2 separate regions of the Homo sapiens genome follow, and region 2 is linked to region 1. Evidence: chromatin contacts called from ENCODE Hi-C or POLR2A ChIA-PET data. All regions are on one chromosome and are shown on one strand. Each heading gives the region's core, a stretch centred on a gene start or an enhancer-like site at or near the end of the contact. The rest is flanking DNA. Distances are from core to core; before and after follow the strand shown.

What was found. A loop is a pair of places that touch in the nucleus more often than their neighbours do. ChIA-PET counts read pairs that join two places held with the same protein, here RNA polymerase II (POLR2A). Pooled maps may share reads with other maps.
Region 2: a loop to region 1 is called in a map of B cell, with 19 times the contacts of the local background. The contact joins the promoter of RPL38 here to the promoter of SLC39A11 in region 1. A Hi-C loop is called at or near these places in 3 of 168 maps with a recorded cell type or tissue (B cell, ascending aorta and tibial artery) and 9 of 50 pooled maps. POLR2A ChIA-PET finds 5 or more read pairs at or near these places in 1 of 52 experiments (Panc1).

What each region holds. Positions count from the first base shown.
Region 1 is chr17:73,090,359-73,095,783 of GRCh38, forward strand. SLC39A11 (solute carrier family 39 member 11) reads right to left here and starts at 2,330. Exons shown (of 10, transcript NM_139177.4): 1 at 2,253-2,330. RefSeq lists an enhancer at 1-288 and a silencer at 1,259-1,490.
Region 2 is chr17:74,201,183-74,206,714 of GRCh38, forward strand. It overlaps RPL38 (ribosomal protein L38), which reads left to right and starts at 2,496. Exons shown (of 5, transcript NM_000999.4): 1 at 2,496-2,563; 2 at 2,736-2,776; 3 at 2,948-3,008. The coding sequence starts at 2,774. RefSeq lists enhancers at 1,732-2,235, 3,244-3,748, 3,749-4,252.

The DNA.
Region 1 (5,425 bases), core at 1,080-3,579:
AACTGCACCAACTGTGAAAACTGTGACCACGCCAATTAAAGAAAAAAAAAATCATTTTCAAAAAACTACTACCCTTTACATCCGTCATCTTGCTAAGCCACCCTAAAAAGAGGGGTTGGTCTTTGTTTTTAAACCAAGCCATCTGGACCATTACACCAATCATCTATTCCGAGTTGCTGTGGACAAAATTTCAAACAGCATTTACAAAGAACAGCACAAAGGGATCATCCTCTTAGTACTTATCATCCAAGACAGGGCATAACAAAAACACCTTTCTTTCCTGTATTTGAATGTGCCTCTTGACAGCTACAGAAGAGAGCAAACAATTTACATTTGCCAACAGGCCAAAGTCAATGTGGATCTTGTGGGCTGGTGAACAGAACAGAGGGAGCTCGTGGGTGTTCCTGGTGGTTAGTGGGATAGGGAAACACCCGTCTAAGCCTGTCCCCATGTATATCTGAGCACCCTCCTGAGTAAGAAAAAGGGACACAGAGGGAAGACCGAGGCCACCATCCTTTCCATCCCAACAGGAGCAGCATTGATCACGGGCAATGCAAGCCCAGTGCCCCTCGGAGAAGTTTCTTCTCTATTTGCTGTTTTAAATCCTCGCTACAAGGGTGGTCAGAGAACCAGCAGCACTGGTCCGGCTTGGGAGCTAGTTAGGAATGCAGAAACTCAGGTCTCACCCCAGACTTTCTGAATCAGGGTCTGCATTTTGTGGAATTCCATGGGGGATTCTTATGCACATTAAACTGTGGAAAGCAAAAGATTAAAACTGGTAAAACTTGGCCAGGCGCAGTGGCTCATGCCTGTAATCCCAGCACCTTGGGAGGCCAAGACGGGCAGATCACCTGAGGTCAGGAGTTCGAGACCAGCCTGGCCAACACGGTGAAACCCCATCTCTACTAAAAACACAAAAATTACTTGGGCGTCGTGGTGTGTGCCTGTAGTCCCAGTGCCTGTAGTCCCAGCTACTCGGGAGGCTGAGGCAGGAGTAATCGCTTGAACCCGGGAGGCGGAGGTTGCAGTGAGCCGAGATCGCGCCACTGCACTCCAGTCCGGGTGACAGAGCAAGGCTCTGTCTCAAAAAAAAATAAAAATAAATAAATAAATAAAACTGGTAAAACTTCTACAATACCAAGAGCTTAGAAAATGAGTTCTCCTGCCCCATGTGGGATTGGCAAGAGCAAAGAAGAGTCCCAAAAGAACAGAAAGTTTTCTGCAGAGTCTCAAGAGAAGAAAAAGTTTCTGGCAGAGTCCCAAGAGAACAAGAAGTTTTCTCTAACCGGCAGACCAGTAACAACTTTAGGACACAGCATCTCCATCACAGCTTACACAATGGGGCTCAGAATTCCTCACGATGGGGATATTAATTCCATCAACCCTGATTCGTTAGCAGCAGGGAGAATCATTCTCTGACCGTTCCAACTTTTAACATGCCAACAGCCTGTAGACTTGTACACACCTGCCACAGCAGCACATGGGCATTCCCGGCTGATTGATACAGGTTTGTTTTCTTTATTTCCTTTCTCCCCCTTTTAAACCTGTTGTTCCGCTTCCAAGAGTCAGTTCAAGAGGCTGGTGAAGTTGCAGAAGTGGAAACAGCACTAGGGCTGCTGGGCCTTAGTGGAGCTGCACACACATGCCCTAACTCCACGAGGGGGAATCCAGCAGAAGGATTCAGGTCTGGGCGGAGAGGACTGTGGAAAAGTTCTCTAATGCCTCGCTACTCAAAGCGTGGTCCGCGGACCACCCAACCTGGGAATTAGTTAGAAATGCACACTGTCACGCCCCACCCAGACCTGCTGCAAGTTAACCAGATTCCCAGTCAAGTTCCAGAGGTCCAGCTAACAGCCAGAGCAAGTGGGAGGGGCCTGGGAGCAGCTGGATTTGTAGCTGCCTCTGCTCCCAGGAATCCCGGGTACCCCCACACACCGCCTAGGAAGGGACGAACGAAGAGGATTTGGGTTAGGACTGTAAAAGGAAGGCATGTCATTGCCTTCCAGATCACCCTGGAGAGGGACATAGCCGGGGTCCGGGGACTTCCTTCCCACCGCCCCTCACCCTCCCACCCCGCCCCGACACCTGCCAAAGCCTCCAATTTCTCCTCCAAACCCCTCCTCTCTCCAGGCGTACCCCCTTCCAAGCTCCAGGTGGCTGCCCTTCCAAGTCCCACACTCTTGTCCTGATGGCCTCCGACCCCGGGCCTCGAGCCCAACCAAAGGCACCGAAGGAGAGAAAAGCCAACTCACTAGGGTGCCCTCTCCAGCCCCCACTGCACTTCCATCAGCCCCCGCTGCCACTCTCTCGCCGGCTCCACTCCCGCAGTCACTTCCTGCTTCCCTCCCGCACACGTGGCCCTCCCGCCTCCGGGCCCCGCCCCCTTGGCCGCAACTGGCAACTCCCGCCTGAAGAATAGATTCTCTGGTTCACAGCCGTCTGCAGGCTCAGGAACAGATCTGGGCGGGCAGAACAGAGCCCTGAGGCCAAGAGCCCAGCAGTCTGCGAGTGACTGCAGCCCTAAGGGAAGCTACAAACACCCAAGGAAAGAGCCCTTTGTAACACCCCTGATGTTACTTATGCTTCTACACCTTTGGCAGCCAGGTCCATGCCACTGGGTGCGCAGCAGAGCAGGATGTGCTGTGTGTGTGTTGCGGGAGAGGCTGGGGGCGGGTAATGTGATGGCATCGGCATCATTCTCCAGTCAATGACCCTCAAAAGAATCACTGGAGGGGGTCAAACACAAAATGCCAGCACCCCCAGAGGCTCTGGTTCCGTCATTCTGGGTGGGGCTGACATTTTGGGATTTTTTTGTTTTTGCTTTTGTTTTTTTGAGATGGAGTCTCGCTCTTTCGCCCAGGCTGGAGTGCCGTGGCCCAATCTCGGGTGATTGCAGCCTCTGCCTCCTATGTTCAAGCGATTCTCCTGCTTCAGCCTCCCGAGTAGCTGGGATCACAGGTGCATGCTGCCAAGCCCCGCTAATTTTTGTTTTTTTTTTTTTTTTTTTTTTTTTTTAGTAGGGACGGGGTTTCACCACGTTGCCCAGGCTGGCCTCGAACCCCTGACCTCAAATGATCCACTCGTGTGGGCCTCCCAAAGTGCTGGATTATAGGCATGAGCCACCGCGCCTGGCCTGAGATCTTGTTTTGAGCTAGGAGTTGCTGATGCTGCTGTCCTGGGACCACCCTTTGAAAAGCACTGCCCTAGGTCAAAGGCTTTGATCTGCAGGATTTCTGTGAAAAGACCAGAGGATAGGATTGACTAGATTTAGCCAAAAACAAAACAAAATAAATAAATAGATAGAAACAAGATGCCTGGGCTGGGCGCTGTGGCTCACGCCTATAATCCCAGCACTTTGGGAGGCCGAGGCGGGCAGATCACAACGTCTGGAGATCGAGACCATCCTGGCTAATACGGTGAAACCCCGTCTCTACTAAAAATACAAAAAATTAGCTGGGCGTGGTGGCAGGCGCCTGTAGTCCCAGCTACTCGGGAGTCTGAGGCAGGAGAATGGCGTGAACCCGAGAGGCCGAGCTTGCAGTGAGCCAAGATCACGCCACTGCACTCCAGCCTGGGCAACAGAGCAAAACTCCATCTCAAAAAAAAAAAAAAAAGCCTGATTAAATTTGAATTTCAGAAAAATAACGTCATTTATTACTATAAATATGCCCCGGGCAATGTGTGGGACATACTTATGTTACAGGCATATTTGTTGTTGATCTGAAACTGAAACCCAGCTGAGTGTCCTGTGTTTTATTTGACAACATATCAGAGCGTGACCTGAGCAGAAAAGCTACCCGTGGTCTCGATGGCCATAGCCCAAAGGGTCCAATAACAGGCCTCTTTCTTCCAGTGGAACTAGGTTGTTCACACTGACGGTCGCACCATATACCAAGCACTCCATGGGGAGGAGAAGACAGCCTGGCCACTGGAGGGTGGTCTTTGCCCTTAAAAGACCCCCAACTTGGAAGAGTCAAATCAGCCATTGCAATTCCACATAAGAGAGTATGTACAGGCACACAGAGACACAATACCCATGTGGCACGGCCCATCAACTCATCTTCCAAAATGTCATACCTCTTCCTGCACGCTGCAATAGCCATAAAATGACACAATATCTTAGACTCACTTCAAAATATGATGGAAGAGAAAAGTGGATGGAGTAGAGATTAAACAAAATTGGCCATGAATTAACCATTCTTAGGCTGGGCATGGTGGTTCACACCTGTAATCCCAGCACTTTGGGAGGACAAGGTGGGCAGATTGTTTGAGCCCAAGAGTTTGAGACCGGCCTGGGCAAAAAAGCAAGATCTCGTCGCTACAAAAAGTTTTTAAAAAGTAGCTGGACATGGTGGCAGATGGTAGCTGGGCCTGTAGTCCCAGCTACTAGGGAGGCTGAGTGGGGAGGATCACTTGAGCCCAGGAGTTTGAGGCTGCAGTGAGCCGTAATGGTGCCACTGCACTCCAGTGAAAGACCCTGTCTCTTAAAAATAAAAAATTAACCATTGTTGAACCTGGGGAACGGGCACGTAGAGGTTCATTAAATGTTTCTGTTTCTACTTTTGTGGATGCTTAAATTCTTTTCTTTTTTTTTGAGACGGAGTCTCGCCCTGTCACCCAGGCTGGAGTGCAGTGGTGCAATCTCGGCTCGCTGCACCCTCCACCTCCCAGGTTCAAGTGATTCTCCTGCCTCAGCTGGCCTCCCAATTAGCTGGGACTACAGGTGCGTGCCACCACACCCAGCTAATTTTTTGTATTTTTAGTAGAGACGGGGTTTTGCCATGTTGGCCAGGCTGGTCTCAACCTCCTGAGCTCAAGCAATCCACCTGCCTCAGCCTCCCAAAATGCTAGGATTACAGGAGTGAGACACTGCGCCCAGCCGCTTAAATTCTTTATAATGAAAAATAAACAGAAATGTTTACAACGATCCACAAAGTGCCTCTCCTGCCCAATCCTTTCTCTCCTTTCTCACTGCTGCTGTGAGGATTCAACCTGCCCATCCCTCATCTAGGTCATGGAGTCACCTCCTTCCACTCCACCCTGTCTAGTCTGTTCCATGTAGCACCGCCAAGATCAGCCTGCCTAAAGCACAGCACATCACACTCTCCTGCTCAAAAAGCTCCGATAGCTCCCCAGTGCCTTTGGCATAAAGTTCAAATGCTTCAGCCTGGAATTTGAGTTTTGCTGTGGTATGATTCCAACTAAACGTTCTCAAGTCTGTCTCCCAGGGTTCTCCTCCCTGTGCCCTCTGGCCAAGCCAGGCTGGACAGCTCGCTGTCCTCCACACAGCCTTCCCTCCCTGCCACTCCTATCTCCCTTATACCATTTCTGCTGAACTGCCCTTCGCCTCCCAAATCTAAGCCCCACCATCCTGCAAGACCCAGGTTTAATGCATTCTCCTTGGGCACCCCATCTGACCTCATCT
Region 2 (5,532 bases), core at 1,246-3,745, 1.1 Mb after region 1:
AGGGAAGCGTGCCCTCTGGGCACCTTGCCTCACTTTTAGTAGCTGCAGCTTATTTTGCTATTTGTCCCCCTTGGGGAGCTGGAGGTCTTTGGTACTTGAACAAATTTGCCATTGTGTTTTGCTACTACACGTCTATGGTCCCTTAAATTATACAACTCAAGAGGGTGAACATCTGTCTCCCTGGGATCGCTGCCAAAAGGGAGGTGCAGCTCCTCCTTCTATCCCCGTCCTTGTCCTGTCGGGCCGGCAGTGAGGCAAGAAGCACCAGTCATTCATTCAACAAATAGTTTTTGGACCTACTACATGCCAGGCACTGCTTCAGGCACGTCAGTGTCTCCTTCTGGCTCTCCCTGAATTCCTCCCTCCATCCACCACCCCTTTATATGGTGAGTGATCTCAGATGCCGCATCCAGCCGGATCATCCTGCAATGTTAGCATTGAGCACTTACTGTACAGATGGGTACTGCACTTCGAGAGTTATCGACAGAATGCTGAGCCCTGTCCTTGCCTTCAAGGAAAAGTGGTAAGGTGGGGCGTAGTGGCTCACACCTGTTATCCTAGCACTTTGGGGGGCCGAGGCAGGAGGATCCCTTGAGCCCAGGAGTTCGAAACCAGCTTGGGCAACCTAGGGAGACCATGTCTCTAAAAAAGTTTTAAAAAATTAAAAATAAAAAGAGTGGTGCGCATGTATGAAAAGTTAAACACCTCCACGCAGCCTACGGAGAAGTGATTGCAAGGAACCACTGTATGAGCGGCAAGCAACATAAGTCAAGGGTGAAGGGTCCTGCCTGAAAAAGGGGAGGCGGGAGCTGAGCTCGGAAGGACCAGTGGCACTTGGCATCAGAGTGGACAGCAGAGCAAATACCTGGAGGGCAGAAAGTGCCCAAAAGTGCCCCTCGGCTTGGCTGAAAGGGTGGTTGCTTGTGGAGGAGCAGTGGGGTAGAAAAGACCAGAAAGGCATCGCCTGAGATGGGAAGGGCTGGCAAAGCCGGGCTCTGAGGTATGGGAAAATCCTTCTCAGGTCAGAGCTGAAGCACTCGTGCTTCTCAGATCGGATCCGACCTTCAGACATCTAAAATTAGGCTTCTGCCAATTAACTTTTCCCACTGCTAGAACCCCGACACATTTACAGTTGCAGAGACATCGTTCAGCTTCTTTAAAAGACTCTTCAGTGTTATTACAATATTTTTGTGATCTCTCTGCAGCAAGGTCTATTGGTTCCTGTATCTCCAGCACCCCCAGGAAGGTGCTCAGCCTGAGCTTGTTAATGGAAGGGCAGGAGGGAGGAAGAAAGGAAGGTTAAGTTAAATAAGTTCTAAGTAAAGCTCATGGCAAAGTGTTCTTTCCCTTCAGGAGGGCCGCTCTGTAATAATAAGCACGAAGCAATTACATTCTGCCGTGTGGTTATTAAATTTTGGGGAAACAAATATAATAAAATGTAGACATTTGTAGGGAGGTTGGAGATAAAATAAAAATGGAGGATAAAAATAAAATCGATAACCGCAGGTTGCTCAGAGTCTAACCTAAAGGATGTTAGGGGGAGAAAGGAACGCTGCCCTCCCCAGGCTTCCCAAGCCTCCCCAGGAAGTGGCCGGAGCCTGGGCTGGGGAATCTGCCCAGCAGGGGTTCAACTCCTGAGTCCACCTCTCCCCTCTGGGGCCGCGGTGAGACCCCGCAAGAGCAGGAGCACTCCCACTCACCATCAGCCCTAGGGGTGAGACACTTAGCCAGGGGCAGCGCTGCGACAGCTTTTGGAAGTATTATTATTATTATCATTATTGCTAGAGATGGGGGGGGGGAGGTCTTACTAGGTTGCCCAGGCTGCTCTCGAACTCCTGGCCTCAAGCGATCCGCCTGCCTCGGCCTCCCCCAGTGCTGGGGTTATAAGCGTGAGCCACCGCGCCCGGCCTTAACTTGCTTTCATTGTACACCAATTCCTAAGGGAATTGGAAGCAGCAAGCAGGAACGCTCCCTCTTATGGAAAGAAGAGCCCAGGGCCCTGGTCATGACAGGTTCAGGTGCCAAAAAGGAGACGGGAAGAAAACGTGAGGCGCCAGAACAACAGGTTCTACAAGGTGCACACGAGGGTCCCTGCCATTGAATGAAGAATTTTCTGTGTGGATGCCCCTGCGCAGGTCCAATGAAAGCCGTGGAGAATAAGCGTTAGCTCTTCAAACTGAATCTGAGCTAAAACCTAGCAAAGCCAGGCTGGGGTCTGAGGGGTTGCGGGGGAAGACAGGAAGGGGTGGACGGGGAAGAGGCGGGGGTCCTAGGAGGAAGGGATGGGGAGGAGCGAGAGGAGGGAGGCGGAGGGAGGGCGGCAGCCAGGATGGTCCATTCCATTCTTGGAGCTGCACTGTTGACTTCGACCACAAGGGGGCAGGGCTGCTGAAATTGGAAGTGCGAACGCCTACATGAGTCTTGATCCTCGGCAGGCACCGTACCCAGTTTCCTCCGTTGGGAGGGTTTAACTGCCCGGAAACGGAAGTCTCGTTCTTTTTCGTCCTTTTCCCCGGTTGCTGCTTGCTGTGAGTGTCTCTAGGGTGATACGTGGGTGAGAAAGGTAATCTGGGGCAATCCACTGCCAGGTGAAATCTGGGGACCCCAGGTCCGCGTGGAGGGTGTCGGGGAGGAGAAGGGGAGTGCGATGGGGCCGATATTTCGGGGGAGAGCGGGAAAACGGGGTTCGCTGCCAGCCCCCGCGCCGTGTTAACGCCGAGGACTGTTTCCCGCAGGTCCTGGTCCGCGCCAGAGCCCAGCGCGCCTCGTCGCCATGGTGAGTACAGTCCCTGCCTGGCGCCTTCCCGGGGTGGGCTCGTGGGGCCCCGGGGCGAGGGCGAGAGAGCCTCCCAAGGATCTCCTGAGGCCGGGAGAAGCTGGTGGACTGGGCCATCGCCGGGAGACGTGTCTCTTTCCTCTCTGTTCACCCGCTTCCTTTGTGTTGCAGCCTCGGAAAATTGAGGAAATCAAGGACTTCCTGCTCACAGCCCGACGAAAGGATGCCAAATGTAAGTGGTTGCTCCGAAGGTTCAAGAAGAGCGGTGCCTAGCCTGGCACCGCTCCGGGAGCGTCTTCCCCGGAATGTCAGGCAGGAGACGGTTAGGCCGTCTGGGTGTGTGCCTGGCCCTCTGGGAGCAGTGGTTTCATCCTGTTTCCCATGAGAAAGACCTGTGGGGGGCACGTTGAGGCCCTGGAATTTCTAGGACCATCTTTAGCTAATCGCGATCATCTCAGAGGCCGCCCTGAGTTCAGTTTTCTTTCGTATAATATAGTAAATTGTCGGAACGGAATCTCCACTCCGCGAAAGCCTCAAAACACACGTCCCATAAACACTGTTTAGGTTCTCTGCAGTTGTGCAAAATCTTAACACAAAATCCATTTTGTAATAAAGTGCTGGATATTTGCATGTAATGTATCGAGCACGGCACACTGTGTAGTATGGTCGTTTACCTCGTGATCCTGTGGTCGCTGGCCAGTGTCAGAAGGTATCATACCTATCTAATCCAGAAAAATATTTAAAAAAATTTTTTTTTTTCTTTGAGACAGTCTGGCTCTGTCGCCCAGGCTGGATTGCAGTGGTGCGATCTTGGCTCACTGCAATTACCGCCTCCCAGGTTCAAGCGATCCCCCTGCCTCAAAGTAGCTGGGCGCGCCACCATGCCTAGCTGATTTTTGTGTTTTTGGTAGAGACAGAGTTTCACCATGTTGGCCAGGCTGGTCTCGAACTCCTAACCTCAGATGATCCACCTGCCTCCGCCTCCCAGAGTGCTGGGATTACAGGTGTGAGCCACTGTGCCCCGCCAAGATCAAAATTTGAAGCAGGGCTTCTACTGAATGTATATCGCATTACCACCATTGTAAAGTCACAGAGTTTAAGTTGGACTGTCATAGGTCTGTTTCCCAGCTTGTACATACAGGGGAAAGAAGGTGATTAATGAAAAACCTTAAACAGCAGGTTTTCGATGGATAGGTGCCAATCTCTGCTGCCCACTTACTTAAATTTTTACACCAAGTGTGAGAGGTAGTTGTGTTACTCCTTTGTGATACTTGAAGGAGATTGGGGGGGCTTGTGTTTGATACAAGCTAGGTCTTGAGTTATGTTGTTACTTTAACCCAGTCATCTTTTTTCAGCTGACTGAGAATCAGGTCACATGTGGAAGTGAGGTTGCATGGGACAGGCCTGTTAAGGTGGGCTAAGACACCAGCCGTCTCTAATGCTCTGCCAGCCGTGGTGCCAGACGGTGGTTGGTGTACAGGGAGAGTCTTTCAATGAGTTGGGGGTAGGCAGAGATGGGGGTCATATTTGTGTCCCCATTACCCAAAACAGGCTGTCACCTTTGAGGTAGTGACCACCTGTGGGGACAAATAGCATCTGGTGGGAATGATGACTGTTGGCTAGTGTTTTGTGTAAAGAGATGAGGTTATCAGGTCAGTTTTATTTCAGACCATATGGGGTCACTGCCTAGTTTGAAGCCCAACTCTACCTGCAGGTAACTTACCCTTCTCAGCAAGTTAAACACGACACCACCGTTTGATTGTGTTTTAAAAGGGTGGTGGTCCGGGCGTGGTGGCTCATGCCTATAATTCCAGCACTTTGGGAGGCCAAAGCGGACAGATCGCTTGAACCAGGAGTTCAAGACCAACCTGGGCGACATGGCAAAACCCCATTTCTACTAAAAATAAAAAAATTAGCCAGGCATGGTGGCACACGCCTGCAGTCCCAGCTACTCAGGAGGCTGAGGCAGGAGAATCAGTTGAACCAAGGAGACGGAGGTTGCAGTGAGCTGAGATTGTCTCACTGCACTCCAGCCTGGGTGACAGAGCGAGACTGTCTCACAAAAAAAATTGGGAACCTTCATTTTAGATGATGTGGCTTTAAAGGTAGTGGTCACAGTCCCCTGGGGACAGTAAAGTGTCAGTAGCTGTTTGTTGAAAAAACTTTTTAAAATGGTTGTATTAATTTTTAACGTGTAATAGGCATAGCGTAAAAGTTACCATTTACACTGGGTATGGTGGTTCCCATCTGTAATCCCAGCACTTTGGGAGACTGAGGCAGATGGATGAGACTAGCCTGGGCATCATAGTGAGACCCTGTCTCTATAAAAGAAAAAAGTTAGCCGGGCGTGTGCTGGTGGTCCTAGCTACTCAGGAGGCTGAGGTAGGATTGCTTGAATCCAGGAAATTGAGGCTATAGTGAGCCACGATTATGCTACTGCACTCCGGGCTGGGCAACAAAGCATAATTGTACAGTTCAGTGGCATTCAGTAAATACACATTGTTGAGCAGCTGCCACCATCACCGCCCATCTCCAGAACTTTATCTTCCCAAACTGAAACTCCCTCTGTTAAACACCAGCTCCCCATTCTTCCCCAGCCCCTGGCAACCACCTTCCAATTTGTCCCTGAATGTGACTGCTCTGGATACCCCATACAAGTGGGTCTGCTATTGCATATTTGACCTTTTGTGACTGGCTTCTCTTCACATGTCCTCAAGCATGTGTCAGAATTGCCTTCTGTTTTTTCTTTCTTTTTT